2 separate regions of the Homo sapiens genome follow, and region 2 is linked to region 1. A link is a loop called in an ENCODE intact Hi-C map of the cell type or tissue named here. Cell type or tissue: mammary epithelial cell. All regions are shown on one strand.

The links. A loop is a pair of places that touch in the nucleus more often than their neighbours do. Peaks named below come from ENCODE experiments on the same cell type or tissue, not always from the same donor. Only the 100,000 strongest peaks of a DNase experiment are listed, where the experiment ranks them.
Region 2: it touches region 1 in a loop (7-fold over the local background); 2 of 110 quality-filtered maps call a loop at or near these places.

The regions. Positions count from the first base shown.
Region 1 is chrX:14,524,388-14,532,387 of GRCh38, forward strand. GLRA2 (glycine receptor alpha 2) reads left to right here and starts at 5,149. Exons shown (of 9, transcript NM_002063.4): 1 at 5,149-5,738; 2 at 7,852-7,985. The coding sequence starts at 5,671. In mammary epithelial cell, a CTCF peak has its summit at 4,435 (motif pointing left); a DNase peak (open chromatin) is centred at 4,454; H3K4me3 peaks cover 416 bases.
Region 2 is chrX:14,109,135-14,117,134 of GRCh38, forward strand. No RefSeq gene overlaps it. Among named protein-coding and RNA genes, the nearest start is that of GEMIN8, 83 kb to the left of the region's middle. In mammary epithelial cell, a CTCF peak has its summit at 3,699; no DNase peak of the experiment used is centred here; H3K27me3 peaks cover 188 bases.

The sequences.
Region 1 (8,000 bases):
AATCTCTCATAAAATTCAGGAGGTGCATTTTATCAAGGTGAAATTGTCTTTATTGTTCTCTGGGAAAGCATCTCTAACAACGAAAGATTTGGTAAAAACAACTTCTTGCCTTCTCTAATTTGCCTCAAACCTCTATTTGGTGGGTGTCTATTGTAAATTAATAGTCTTTTCTTAACTTCTTCATATTTTCAAGTGGAGGAAAGAATGTCTGTACTTGAGGAGGACGTTTTTTCTGTAGGAAACCCGTTCAGTAAAAGTCCTGACACAGGATATTGATATATTGGATATCTTTTGACTCTTTCTTTGAGGAAATTGACTCTGAGACTCTTAATGTGGGCATTCCATTCAACATATTTGTGTGTGTGTGTGTGTGTGTGTGTATCTTAATATAATAGTAACCAAAGTTTAATGTAATGGAATCACAAAAACATAATTATTAAAGTAGTTGTGGGCATATAGTAGGCTTTCAGTGACTTAAAAAATAACAGCAATCACACGTAATGAGAAATAATTTTGTTGATGGGTAGTAAATATAAAAAGTATGACTGTCACTTAATCATATAGACCTGAGAAAATTGATAAACTTACACAAACTATAGATTCCTCATTAAAATATATAGATATCAATTATTTTTCTGCCATATAATGTGGGTATTTTGAAAACTATAAAGCATTATGTATATGTTAGAGTTCTTAAGGTTTATCAGTATCAGTAAATGATACTGATGTTAAGAAAAGTGTTTTTATTTTTTATATCTATTTTTTAAAGTTTAATATGTAGCATGATATAGACCAAATATTGTGTGTTGGTCCTTATGACATAGGATGGGTCACAATCTTTTCATTTCTCTTGTAAAAAGAGTACAGAATAAGGTTTCCACATACCTCAACCAGTTACAGTTTGGTAAGTTAGAGGCATAGGAGAATTAGACTTCAGTTTCCATTGCATTGCAAATAAAACCTTTTCAAAGCTCCTAAATCTTACTGTCCTTGAAAGTGGAATTGTCCAATGAACAAAGTTAAAACATGAATTTTAACAGTAAGTAGATGAGATTAAATAAATTAAGTAAATGAGATTAAGACTCTAAAAACACATCCTCAGGTCTGATTTCACGTGATTTTCAAGAGTATTCTACATAGAAATATTTTATGTAACATATGTGTTTATGTAATTATGTAACACTTTATGTTATATAAATTTTATATATTATGAGAATGACACTGAGAGGGATTAAATGACTTGTCCAGTCACATAACCAATGAGTGTTAGAGGTAGAACTCGAATCAAGGATATTGAATTAATAATCTCTTACTTTGAATTTAATTTTATGCTTTAGACTGCTGCGCCACTGAACTTGGTTTCCTTTCAAATAATCACAGATCTTAACTTGTTAATTCCCTAACAAGTAGTTTTTTGAAAGAACTATTTGTGGACTATACATATGTACTTATATTATTTTGTTTAAGCCACAAATTTCTGGTATATATTTAAAATTATATACTAGTTATCATCAATACCATTATGATGATTGTCATTATCATTGAATGTATGGGGATATAATGGTGGACCAAAGCATGTACTGTCTCTGTCCATTGCAAAGCTTGCTACATAAGCAAACAGTCATACACATGTATACATACAATGATGACGAGCTCCTTGAGTCAGAGTTGGAGAGCACTATGAAGGCCTGTAATAGAATTGTTAGAGTAATGCAGGTCAGGAAAGGCCTTCCAGAGATTTGAAAAATAGGCTGGTGTTAACCAGACAAAGATGGGGGACATGATATACTTCATGAACAATACGGTAAGCATTAGGGAGTAAGAAAAAAGACCAATATGGCTACAGGGGAAGAAATGAGATGATTAGTGGATGAGATGAGGAACAATGTAGGCATGGGCCAAACCATGTGGAACCTTTAGGTCATTGAGTAGTTTCCTTGTTCTACACAAATATCAATGGAGAACCATAGTATTAACCAGGGGCTGTGACATAATCAGATTCTGATTCTGAACAAATCACTCTGGTTTCAGCATACAGGATGAGGTAGTAGAAGACCAGCTGTTGGTTCAGGTAGATTAGTAAGAGGATGGCTGCAGCAGTACAGGCAAGAGATAAAGATATCTCAACTGGGGTCATGGAGGTTGAGATGGAGGGAAGTGAGAAGATTTAGGAGAAAAAAATCAATAGGGCTTGGTGAAGAACTAGATATAGTGGATGATGGAGATGATGCCTTGGCCTTTGGTTGGTAACAATGAAATAGACACAGTAGAATAGGAGTAGGAGTTGGAGGAATTATCAGAAGTTCGGTTTTGACATGAAGAGTTTAAGCAGCTTTTGAGACATACATTAGGAATTGTTTAGAAAGCAGTTGGATGTATAGGTCTGGGTAGAAATATACATTTCTGTGTCATGTACATAAAATGATAATGGAAATTATATTACCATAATATTTTCTAAGCGAGTGTACTGCAAGAAGAGGAGACAGCCTAGAATATAGCCTTTAGGAAATCCAACTTTTATAGGCCAGGTAGAGGAGGATATGCCTGCCAAGAAGACAGAATAGGAGGTAATCCAGGAGTGCACTGTGTCACAGGGTCAATAGAGGGAAGTGTTTCCAGGAGGAAGAAAAGGCCAATGACATTAGGTACCATGGAAATGTCAAGTAAGATGAGAACAGAAAAATGTCTTTTGGACTTAGTTACAAGAAATTCACTGGCAGACTTAGTGAGAGCTGTTTCTGTGGATTGATAGGGCTGGAATCCAAATTTAGGAGAGCTGAGAAATCAAATGAGGAGGCTAAACTAGATCCTCTCTAATGTCCCTTACAACTCTACAATAATATAATGCTGTGATTTCATGCTGCTGGCCTGAGTCTCCTTTGTCACAGATTTCCTTACTCATCCTATTCCTGGTTAATAACACAACTCTTGTTAAAAGAAATGATTCGGCTGGGCGCGGTGGCTCACGCCTGTAATCCCAGCACTATGGGAGGCTGAGGTGGGCGAATCACAAGGTCAAGAGATCAAGACCATTCTGGCCAACATGGTGAAACCCTGTCTCTATTAAAAATACAAAAATTAGCTGGGTATGGTGGCATGTGATTGTAGTCCCAGCTACTCAGGAGGCTGAGACAGGAGAATCGCTTGAACCCGGGAGGTGGAGGTTGCAGTGAGCTGAGATGACGCCACTGCACTCCAGCCCGGTGACAGAGTGAGACTCCATCTCGGGAAAAAAAAAAAAAGAGAAATGATTTACAAAGACTATATTATTTAAGCATCGTTACAACCTTAAATTTGAGAGAAATAATTTTCTTCTATCTTTATACCTAATTTTCTTTTGGAAAGAATCTTGAACACAAAAAAATCTGTGCTATTTTTCCATGTAGAACCAATTGAAGAAATATTTCCAGGAATTGATTTTATATATTTTTTTGGGTCAGGACAGCAGGGATAAAATCAGGTCTAGAGTTTCCATGTGGATGAATTTGGAAGTGAACAGATTTGAAGCTGCAGTCCAGGGATGTCTCACACTACACCATACTGTTTTTCTTTTAAATTGAATCATTTTCTCTAGGCTTTGAAAGTTAAGAAAACATATTTGAAGAATTGATTTTGTATGTAAATAGAATGCTTGGGCACTACTGCATTTCATCTAAAAAGAGATTCCTGTATTTTCACTGTCTTACTGGGATAGACATCTTATGAAAGGGCATATAGACTCTTGCTACTCAAAGTGTGAACTGTGGACAAGCAGCATCAACTTCAGCTAGGAACTTCTTAGAAATGCAGAATCTCAGGCCCCACCCCAGACCTACTGGATCATAATCTGCATTTCAATAAGATCCTCTGGTGATTTATATTAACATTAAAAGGTAAAAAGAACTTGCCATCTTTTTTCTCTGAATCTACTTCTTAAAAACATAGAATTCATTGTTACTCTACTATGATATTTAAACTGATCCAAAGTTAGTCATTTACGGAGTAAAAATTAATCATATTATTTTGTTTTAAAATTAAGACCTCCAGTAAAGCACATAGGTGACTAACAAGGAATATTCCACAAAAAGTAGGTTACTCTCCTAGCTTATGGTAGGACATGCATTTTTCATTCCCCCTTCCCAGAAGCTGCTAATTATCCGCATTGGACTATCTACCCTTCCTCTTTTTTATTAATAATAATATTTGTAATTTTGATTTGAAATAGCAGGGTTACTCGTCAGACTTTTGTACAGATTTATGAACTTCCACTATTTTCAGTCCCTTTAGCCAATTTAGGAGAATAGCATATGCACTTTATTACATGACTGTTCCTAGTGATTAACATCTGGAATGGGCAGATGAACTAAACTCCCAGTTGCACTTTTCCTTGCTCCATTTCTAACATGGAGCCCTGCTCTAACCTTTAACCATGGCAAGAAAAGATTGCTACTGCCCCCTGCCGGCCCATTGTCTCATTTCCTTTTCTACAAATCTGTGACTTGCGGATGCCCAAGGATTTTGAGCCACTGAAGAAAGCTCAGTTGGAAGGGGCTTTCCCTAGTACAGAGGTAGAGAGATCCTTTGGGACTAGGCGGCTAAAATCAAATGAAAACATTAAAAAGGCGAGGAAGGCATAAAGGACTTCTAAATTAAATTATCGATCTTCATGAACCTTCTTCTGCACGCGGGCTTCTCTGTGCCAAGGAAATGTTCCCTTCTCTTCGGCACAGGACTCCTCTTTGCCTCCGGCTTGCACTGACAAAGAGTGAACTGTCCACACCCTTATTATAATTTCAGTACTCTGAATCCTGTTCTCTGTTTCCCCCAATTTCGTTTTCCCACGATTAAACCTTATTCCCTTCCCTTTTCTGCTTCAAATTCCCGTCCCGCCCACCCACCGACAGCCTAGCATTTCCAGGAGCTCAGACCCCACTTCCCTCACCCTCTCCGTCTCCCGACCTCTCTTCTCCTCTTGCTGTCATCGTACCCCCTTCAGTATCCCCTCGCTGAACGGCCAGTCACTCTTTGCCTTCGAACAGCAGGCACGTCCCCTCTTGAATGCTTTTCCCCGACCCCCGCCCCAAGCAACTGAAAAAGGAAACATGCGCACTTCAGAGCTTGGAGCTGTCCGAGTGCTGAAATTTATAGGCTGGGTAAGATCACGTCTCCGTCTCATTCTATAGCCCTCATTCCAGCACAGGATCTCAGCAATTTTTCCCTCTTCCCCCCACCCACTCCAGCGCGCAGAGTCCTTTCTTCTCTCTCATTTACAACTTCTTTTTAAAAGAAAACATTTTCTAGAAAAAGGGCTTTGCTAAACAGAAAAGATATAAAACAAAAGCCACAGCTATCTAGCATGGCATTGTCACCAACTCCCTTTGCATGGTGATGCGATTAAGGTAGCAGCATTTTTATTATTCAGGAAAAGCAGCTGGGGGATTCATCAGTTCTGAGGCTTTGTCTTTCTGGGTTAACTGATGGTCCCAAGCCTCGGTTTGACCTGACCATGATGCCCAGGACTGGCACTTTTTCTTTTTTCTCAGCAAACTGTACAAAACCAAATCTCTTTTTGATTTTCAAGGAAACTAGGTTCCTGCCAAATTTTGAATCTGGACAATAAACAGACACTTTGTCCTAGCATCTTTCTGGAATCATTTCGGGATATTTTCCACAAGCAACACAGAAACAGGAATGAACCGGCAGCTAGTGAACATTTTGACAGCCTTGTTTGCATTTTTCTTAGAGACAAACCACTTCAGGTAGGTGAAACGACTTTGCATGTTGATATTTAAATTGTTTAAAAGAGAATGTGTCATGTAATTGTGTATTTATCTGTGCTCTGGACTATATTATTTTAATTTTATAGAGGAAAGTTAGATATCTTTTGTTCATTTAAAACGCCTAATAATTGTGGGAGGGTGGTAAATTTTTCACAAAAGCAAGTTTTATGATGCATAGCCGCACTCTATGCAATTCAACACACATTTTCACAGCCAACGTGATATTAAGGTAGTCTGATGAGTTGCATGCTCTTTACATTTCTATATAAGGGTAATTATTTTTCTGAAAGTAATTTAAAGAGATTATTGGGTGCAGTGTTTTTCATATAAGATGATTGTATTAATTTGGCAGGAGCATGCTCATTTTAGATAAAATATAAAAGATCCCTAATTCTCAGCCAACTTGGGACTTCTGTTATATTTCAGAAACTAGAAGCATACTATGAGGACTACAATTCAGGAATTTTCTTGAAATATCAAAAATTTCTTTTTACTACTATATTCTACTATTCAATCTGTTTGGAAATGGATTGCCTACCAAAATTTAGTTAATATGACATAATTGTATTTATGTACATATGAGAAGTGGAGCATGCATAATTTTAAAAAGTGAGAAATTACTATTTTCATGCTTGCATTTTCTACATGGTTTACGAATAGTTGCCAAATCAATTGATACCTCAAAATATCAAATCATTACCAGTAAGTGAAATAGTCATCTAATAACAGAGAGTGGAAGACTGAGCAGAGACAGGAGATGCTCTTACAACAAAGTATAGGACTCTAAATTTAATTTTCATTAAATTTTATGGCATTTTTTCACAGAACCAAGATAAATGGAACACATAGTAATAATGCTATGAATACTGGGAAAACCCACTATGTTCCTTTCAGGTTTACACCTCCTACTATGATTAAGAAAAAATATAGGCTGGTTTTTATTAGAATCATCATCATCATCATCATCCTCACCACCACCACCATCATAATCAAATAATACTTGATTAATCAGATGAATCTGCATATGAGAATGTGAGTATTTATGCATGCTCATATCAATTTTTAACTCCTACAAAATATTTATATCATCTTTGCACTTATTTTGAATACCCCTTCTTTGAAAAGCTGGCAAGAATGTGGTATTTTCTTAGTGATAGAATTCATAAGACACTATTTGTTAAACTATTGAAAACAAAGCTTATAAAATACATACTTTAGGGAAGAAATTTCAGTTAACCACTATGTATTGTGAAATAATTAATTTTGCTACAAACCAAATATGCTATGTTTAATAAGCTCTTTATTACTTTTAACAGGAAAATGAAAATCTGAGAAATTTTTCACCAACTTTCAGTGTTTTGGTGATAAAAAGTCAAAATGATTTAGAAGTGTGTTTTCATCAATATTTTTTAGAGAGTCAACAATTTAAATGCTTATATAAGCATTTAATATATAAGCATATAAATAACTGATAAAATAATAGAAGTCATATACATGCTCATTGTTGACCTATTTTAAAAAGAAATGAAATGTCCAAATGAAGGTTCTCTTTTAGATATCACATTGAAAAATATTAATAGTTGATAGTTGGATTAGAACTAGCAGATGGGAAAAATAAGCAATGAAATAATAAGTTTGTTCTGCCCATCTTATTATATATTTCTTATAAAAGGTAGATGACTTATATTTAGGGCCGAAATGCTGAAACAATTTTTTTAAGTCAGATAGAAATGATTTTAAGACAATCACATGAATTTAAAAAAATATCATCTCATTTCTCTGAATAGTTTTAACTATATATACATAAAATCTACAACCTAAAACTAAATACATTGTCTGTTCTCAAACATCTTATGGTTAAAGTTTGGAAACCTGGGTGACGCGACTCAGGATTTATAGTTCTCATCATTTAAAGTTAACTTTAGAACATGTACAAGTTCAGAAGTTGGCCAAAGAGTTTGGATTTTTCTAGTTTTCTTCATACTAACATATCAAATATCTTTACCAAAATGTAAAGTTAAAAATGCAGTGAGCGTTAGCTCTCAAGGGATGCAAATGAAATTGTTGCTAAAAGAGTTAATGATGTGTTTAGGACGGCTTTCTGCAAAGACCATGACTCCAGGTCTGGAAAACAACCTTCACAGACCCTATCTCCTTCAGATTTCTTGGACAAGTTAATGGGAAGGACATCAGGATATGATGCAAGAATCAGGCCAAATTTTAAAGGTAGGTTCCACTTAA
Region 2 (8,000 bases), 420 kb before region 1:
TGTCCTTTCTGTTTGTTAGTTTTCCTTCTAACAGACAGGACCCTCAGCTGCAGGTCTGTTGGAGTACCCTGCCGTGTGAGGTGTCAGTCTGCCCCTGCTGGGGGGTGCCTCCCAGTTAGGCTGCTCAGGGATCAGGGGTCAGGGACCCACTTGAGGAGGCAGTCTGCCTGTTCTCAGATCTCCAGCTGCATACTGCGAGAACCACTGCTCTCTTCAAAGCTGTCAGACAGGGACATTTAAGTCTGCAGAGGTTACTGCTGTCTTTTTGTTTGTCTGTGCCCTGCCCCCAGAGGTGGAGCCTACAGAGGCAGGCAGGCCTCCTTTAGCTGTGGTGGGCTCCACCCAGTTCGAGCTTCCCAGCTGCTTTGTTTACCTAAGCAAGCCTGGGCAATGGCGGGCGCCCCTCCCCCAGCCTCGCTGCTGCCTTGCAGTTTGATGTCAGACTGCTGTGCTAGCAATCAGCGAGTCTCCATGGGCGTAGGACCCTCCGAGCCAGGTGCGGGATATAATCTCGTGGTGCGCTGTTTTTTAAGCCCGTCGGAAAAGCGCAGTATTCAGGTGGGAGTGACCCGATTTTCCAGGTGCCGTCCGTCACCCCTTTCTTTGACTAGGAAAGGGAACTCCCTGACCCCTTGCGCTTCCCGAGTGAGGCAATGCCTCACCCTGCTTCGGCTCGCGCACGGTGCACGCACCCACTGACCTGCGCCCACTGTCTGGCACTCCCTAGTGAGATGAATCCGGTACCTCAGATGGAAATGCAGAAATCACCCGTCTTCTGCGTCGCTCACGCTGGGAGCTGTAGACTGGAGCTGTTCCTATTCGGCCATCTTGGCTCCTCCCCGACTCCAAAATGTTAACTGAGGTATTGAGGGGTGAGGAATGAAGGGAGAGAGAAGGAGGGTGATAATTTTTCTTCTTTCTCTTCTGTATTCTCTATACTTTCTACAATGCATATGTACCTCATTTGTTTCAAGAAAGTAAGCACTAAGATTTATAGAAATATTATGGTAAAAGGAATTATTGGTAGAAAAAAATGACATGAAACTATGGATGACTTTAGTATACAAATGCATGCTATAGCATCCAGCACGCTAAGAGAGTTGGGTCCATAATCACAACTTGAGCCACCACTAAAGCAATCTGGGCCACTTTTTATCAACTCCTTTGACTTTGCTTGATGGCTTATACCAAAACTCTGTTCAGTTTTTGTATATCTAAGACTAGGAAGAGCCAAAATAAAATGGATGCAGAGCACAAGTCTGATCTGGTTTCTCCAAGAACAAAATTTAGGGTACATGCAGTAAAATAAACAGCAGAGCATGCTGGCAATGATCTATAAATACTATTTTTTAAAATTTCACTTTTGCTAAGTGAATGGTTGTGTTAGTCCATTTGTACTGCTATAACAAAATAACTGAGACTGGGTAATTTACAAAGAACTGATATTTATTTCCTCACAGTTCTGGAGGCTGGGAAGTCCAAGATGAAGGCACTGACTGGTTCACTTGTCTGGTGAGGGCTGCTCTCTGCTTCCAAAATGGCGCCTTGTCACTGTATCCTCTGGAAGGGAGAAATGCTGTGTCCTCTCATGATCCTCACATAGAAGGGCAAGCCAACCAAACATTGCCTCTTTTATAAGGGCTTTAATTCCATTCATGAGGAAGGAGCCCTCAGTGCATAATCACCTCTTTAGAGACCCCACCTCTTAATACCATCACATTGGCAACGCCTGGATTTTGGAGGGAACACATTCAAACCATAGCAGTGTAGCTATCCTCTTTGGCAAGCAGTCAGCATGCAGAGATTCCATGTTATCAATGTAGTTGGATTCAGATGCTTTGAAATAAGCAGAGACAGGGGTAACTTCAACTTTCTGTTGTGAAACTTGAATATTTGCTTGAAAAGAAACCTATTTGGATTCTGCACGGTGGTAGGCACACCCACCCAGTGGTCACCTATAGGCCGGGGTAACGCTTTTCTTAAAATCTCTTCTGGGTTGGCTTCCAATACATGGTCCATCAGGGAGAATATTGATGTTGTATCTTTTATTAAAGTCCAACTTTTCTCCTTTCCCTCCCTTGTCACCTCCTCAGCCTCATCATCCCTTCATTTCCTTTTTTCTCTCCCCACTTCTTTTCTGCCCTCTATCATTTTTCATCTTCCACAAGCCTTGATGCTTGCTCTCCTAGTCAGCATGTGGCGCCCTGAGCCTTTAAACATAGAAGGGAGATTTTAATTACATGAGAAGACAAAAGGATATCGTGCAAAGATTAACTGCCTGGGCAGTGCAGATTAAGTAAGGAAACAAGCACATTAATTACAAAGATGAGACTGTTTTCTTTCATTTTGTTTTAACAGCCTGATAAGGGCTCACTGGGAAGTGACCAGCATCTGATGCGACAGAAAACCACTGCTTTCTGCCCAGGGGAAATGATTTTTGAGATTCTCTGTTCCTTTTCTTTTGAAGCTTTACCTTACCCTGGTGAGTTTGTAGGAGAGGCCCGAGACTGACAATATTCTTGAGGTTGCCTGATGCTTCTTTTCTGGCATTTTCCACTGATGAGACACACTCACTCTTCAAGGAGCTTTTATACAACTCTAACTTGGAAAAGTCAGAAAAAGCTACTCCTTTTCCTTGATCCAGCTAGTAATACCCTTGAAGGAAGCAGCTGAATGTTCTATGCTCATTAATTGCCACCAATTGAGCTATACCCTGAGGAGACTAAAACCTTTCTATGTATCTTTTAGAGTTCTATAAGGATAAAGGGAATACCTCCTATGCTAAACTACATATTTTTTACATTTGTTACTCAGTCAAGCAGATGTTAAAATAAAGTGAAAGTAGCTCCACGCTGTGACTCTTAGTTATCATGCACTGGGATTTATAAATGAAAACAAAGATTCGTATTTAATTGCTTCAAAAAGATCAAATATGCCCATGTGGTTTGGTGACAGATATTTACTGCTGAGGTCATAGACATCAAGTCATAAGCATGAATTTTCCCTTCCATAAGTGAGCTGATGAAGAATCCTTCAGAACTGTTTCTATCTCGCCATACGGCTTTGGCTGTCTCTGTTTAGCCAAAGGAGTACATTTAAGAAAAAGTATCAACAAGGAACTACCAGGCCACATCTTTTGCATGCAGAGTTGTCTAGTTCATCAGTAGGTTTTCTGTTGCTTTTTCTGATGATCCTGAGAGAAACAGATCATAAATATATTTGAAGAAGAGCTTTATAAAAAGACAAGAGGTGGCTCATTCTAGGTAAGAAGAATTGTTAGTGGCCAGTGCACGTGCTTATGCCATCTAAAAACCAGAAGTTAACTACTTGATTAAAAAAAAAGGTTTATTGGAGTATAATTTGCATACCATAAAATTCACCCATCTGAATGGGCGAATCCTGCTTTAAAGGGTAAGATAAAACATTGAAAACCTTAAAAATTGTTCAGTTTGATGAAATGTGCCTTACCTAGATAAAATCTGTTTCATTTTAGTCATCAATTATAAGATTTGCTGGACCTATTTTCACATGATATACCTCTCCATGCTTCAGTTTTATTCTTCTGTAAAAGTGGGAGAGTATCTACCTAATAGGGCTAGTGTAAATGTAAAGTTGAGAGGATGTGTCTAAAGCATAGAGCTGGGTACATGATATAAATTCAGTAAATTACTCCCCCCACCCCCTAGATGTCAGTGTTCTGTTTGTTGCTTAGCCAGAAAAAAGTTAACTCATTTTGTAAAACTGATTTTCAAAGAAAGTGGTCGTGGAGATTTCAGGGAAAACCGTACACTTCTGAAACACTTTGGACAATTAGTATAGTCTTTTCCCTATACCTTTGTTGAGGAAGGAAGGGTGGGGGCAGTGAGCTGCAGTGTGTGTCTAGAAACCATTACCACTGCATAAGGACTGGGGTCATTCTTCTGCCCCATCTGGGAGGCCCCATACATGGGCCCAGAGGAGCTTGGCTCTGCCTTTGTAGAGTGATCTTGGGGCCTGTGACCAAATGGTCAGATAACCTCATGAGAGATCTAGAGTTCATCAAGCTGAGTTTTCAATTTCTGCAAAGGAGTATGGTCCTAGGAGATGAGAATTACATGAACAGAATCAAGTTCGAAGGTTTTCTGAGTTAGAGGGAAAGTGTATGCATTTATCTCATGAGCCAAAGATGTGCAAAATTAAATCAAGTGAGGTAAATTACCTCAGTGGGGGTGACAAAATCTAATCTGGCTTGAAAATTTGACTTATATCAGAAGAATAGGATGTGCCAGTCCATTTGAAAGTTTTGAAGTTGCTGTTAGAATAAATATGGCCTGGTTAGTCCCATCAGCATCACAGTAAAAAAATCAGTAATGTCCTGGCCAATCCCAAAAATTACATGGGAAGTGAATCTCCAAATTGTGTGGAGTGACATAAACTTCTTTAGTGGATTAGTAGCCTCTAACTCCAGGAGAATTTAGGATTGAGGATAGAAGTGTTTCAGATAATCGGAATAGTAATATTATCATATTTTTGTCTTAAAGCATTATTACATATTTAGAATTTAAAGTATTTTTAATGTTTAAAAAAATTTAATCTCTCTAGAGTGTTGGGTCAGCCTTTTAATTCCAATTTTAAACTATGTCATTGAGTAATTAATTTAGATTTGTGATATTAAATTGAAATCTTAATAAGTTTATAAGCTGATTTAGAATATTTAATGTGCTTAAGTATTCTGTTTATAAGCTTAATTTATTAGATTTGTAAGCATGACTTAAGTACTTGAAAGGTTTGCAAAACCAGACAATTGTAGTTTTCAAAAAGAGGAAGAAATTTAATCTATAAATTTATAAATTTAGTTTAAAATGCTTAAAAGCATTCATTTAAGTTTTACATGGAACCAACACTCTTCAAGGGCTTTTAAAAGGTTATTCCTAAGTTTTAGTACCTTATACATAGAACACAATTTTAAGCCTTTAAAAACTTAAATAATTAGATTTTTGAATTTGTAACTTTAATAAATCGAATGTTGATTTTCAAAACAGACACACACACACACACAGAATATTCTTCTCTATACACAGAAACCACTATTAAGGACATGCATACAAACATACATATACAATGTCTACATAAATAGGTGACTGGGCGAAGATAGGGTTGAGAGAAGGAGTGATTTTTCTTTTATTCCGTGCTGTGGGACAGTGAGGAGGTGGAGAGAAAGTCTTCCCCGTGCCCCACCCCACCCCAGCCCTGGAATAAATTAAAGATACCTGCAAATTTTTTGAAACTAGTTTCAGGAGGTGGGGTTTGTGTCTCTTCCCTTGGGTCTGGGCAGGTTCTGTGACTGTCTGACCAACATTTAGTAAGGCTGATTGTGCAGCTACTCAGGGCCCAGAAATGCCACTGCTGGATGTACATCCCAGGGGAACTCACTTATGTGTGTACAAGGAGACACGCTGGAGAATGCTCAGTTACAGAACCAACCGACAGTGCCATCCACAGCAGAATGGAGAAATAATTCCTGGTATATGTTTGCACTGGAATGCTCTGCATAGTGGAAAAGGAATGACCTGGAGTTACATATATCAACATGGACACCCCTCACAGACACAAAATTAAGAGAAAATAGTAAAATGTAGAATAATGTGTGTCAACCTTTTTTTCATTATCACCTCCCAAAGAGCCTTTCTAGACTTTTTCCTAATCCTCCCCATGAAATTTTAATAGCTAAGATATATTGCATACCTGTTTATGTACTCTATGTATATCTGTGCTTTATACATTGGAAGAGTAAGATCCCCCCAACAAGAACCAATTTTCACCCCCTTGGGGGCAATATTGTCTTGGCTGAGTTTGCATGATGTAGAAAAATACACAAACTATGATACTATTTATGTAGCATTTAGAGACATGCAAAGCAATAACATTTTGCTTATAGATACATATATGGTAAAGACATAAAGAAATGCATGGGAATGCTGACTACCAATTTCAGTAGAGTGGTGACTCTATGGGGGCAGAGGAGAGAGACAAATGAAATTGGAGAAGGGCGCACTGGGGACTTCAGGTGTGTTGATGGGTACATGGGTATTATTTATGCTTCAGGTAGAGATTCCAGAGGGTGGGGCTGCAGACCTCCTGTTTCATACATACTGCTTCTTACTAGCTTTCCTCTGAAAATTTCCTCTGAGCTCACAAGAAAGAAAATTTCCTTTCAAGAAAAAAGAAATTGAGTGGACTTTAGTCACAACATAATGTGATAAATACAATCAATAGTCACCGGTGTATTTTTAGAAATTTGACTGGATATGGCATAATATTAACTAACATGAGGTAGTTTATCACAAATGGAAACTGACCTTTCTCCCAAAATAAATCAGCAGATGTATGTGGACTGTTGCAATCACTGGTGCGTTTGGGGAGGGCCAGGAATCAGCTGGCATATATAATCTTATTAGAAACTTGTATAAGATAGCAATTTACCTCATAATAAAGCAAATCCCACAGGTTTGGAGCGTGTACTACAGAGCCTGTAATTTCTTAATAAGGTGAATGGAGTAGCTTTCATAAAATATGCATTTGTATGTTTTATTTTTCCTTTACCACATGAGACTAAAAATACACATGCAACATTACCCTTGGAATGAACACTTTACAGATTCATAGTTCAGGATTTTTGCATGTAGTGGTGATTTAAAATGAACTCATTTGAAATATACTGGTTGCCTCCATGACCCTCATGGCTATATCATTATTTAATCTGAGGATGAGCTCCATGTAATTCATAAAAACATAAAAGTTTTGGCTCATTTTGCTATATTAGGTATTTTAGGCTATGACTCACCAAAATACTTTTTACATATTCTGTATAAGTATACTTATACATTTTATTGTATATAATAGAAATATATAAACACCCATTTCTGTGGCATTTATCTTCATAATAAGACCAAGCAGAAACAGTTTTGGTTTGTGCATATCAAATATATCAGATTTTACATATTTTATTCTATTGTGCAATAAAGAAATGCATCATAACACGGCAATATAATTTTATTTGTAAGTTACAGACTTCACTGTGTAACCACATATGAGTCTCCCTTTCCCATAACAATTTTTAGGAAAGAGACTGAGTTTGACTACATGTAGCTGTCATAACTTATTTGCAGATGAATCTTTAATCATAGCTCTGTAATTCTGCAAAGGATAAGAAAGAGAGCTAGGGCAGTTTATAAGGGAAACGTGTAACAGGTTATGTCCCAAGACTAGGTGTGCCTTTCTTGATGCCAGAGATTGAGGTGAGGTTTGCAGTCACTCTTCTTTGCAAGTTTCTGGGTGATGGAGAACACAAGCAAAGTACCACAAGGCAAATTGTGTCATCATTACTCATGGCAGGACAAAATTCTGTTAATGTACAATGTGGAGTTCTCTGGAATGGAGAATACATATTAGAAGCCCAATGTGGAGCCTCATGCTTCCATCTTGAACCCAGGCCCTTGTATTTCCCTATTGAAAGGGTAGGGTCTACAGGGCAGTCTTTATGTCCACGAACCCAGACTACTTCAGAGCATGCAGGCCTGCCCCATTCACAGAGTGGCTGGTTGAGAAGGAAGGAATGGAGGGTTGCTTCTTCGCAGAGAAGTCCTGTCTAGGAGGGCCCATCCCATGGGTGAGAGATATAAAGATGGAGATCTCTTTTCTGAAATGCCATCTGAGCTCATAAAGGACAAAGACAGAAAGTACTTGACTGGATTCTGGCCTTTGGGATAACATAATACCCTATTGATTAAGAAAAATATCACTCTATGAATGTCCTAGACTTTAATTGGGGTTTTCATGCCTTTTGTTAGAAGTAGTCTTTGGGGAGAGGGAGAGATTGAAGATATTCTCACTAACTCTTGGCCATTAGGCAAAAAGGCTGGAAGTCGCTTCTTGTACATTAGCACAAAGCGAGGCGGTTTTGCCGGGGGTGGGGTGTGGGGGTGTGGGGGGGGGTGGGTACTGATGCCGAGGAATGACAT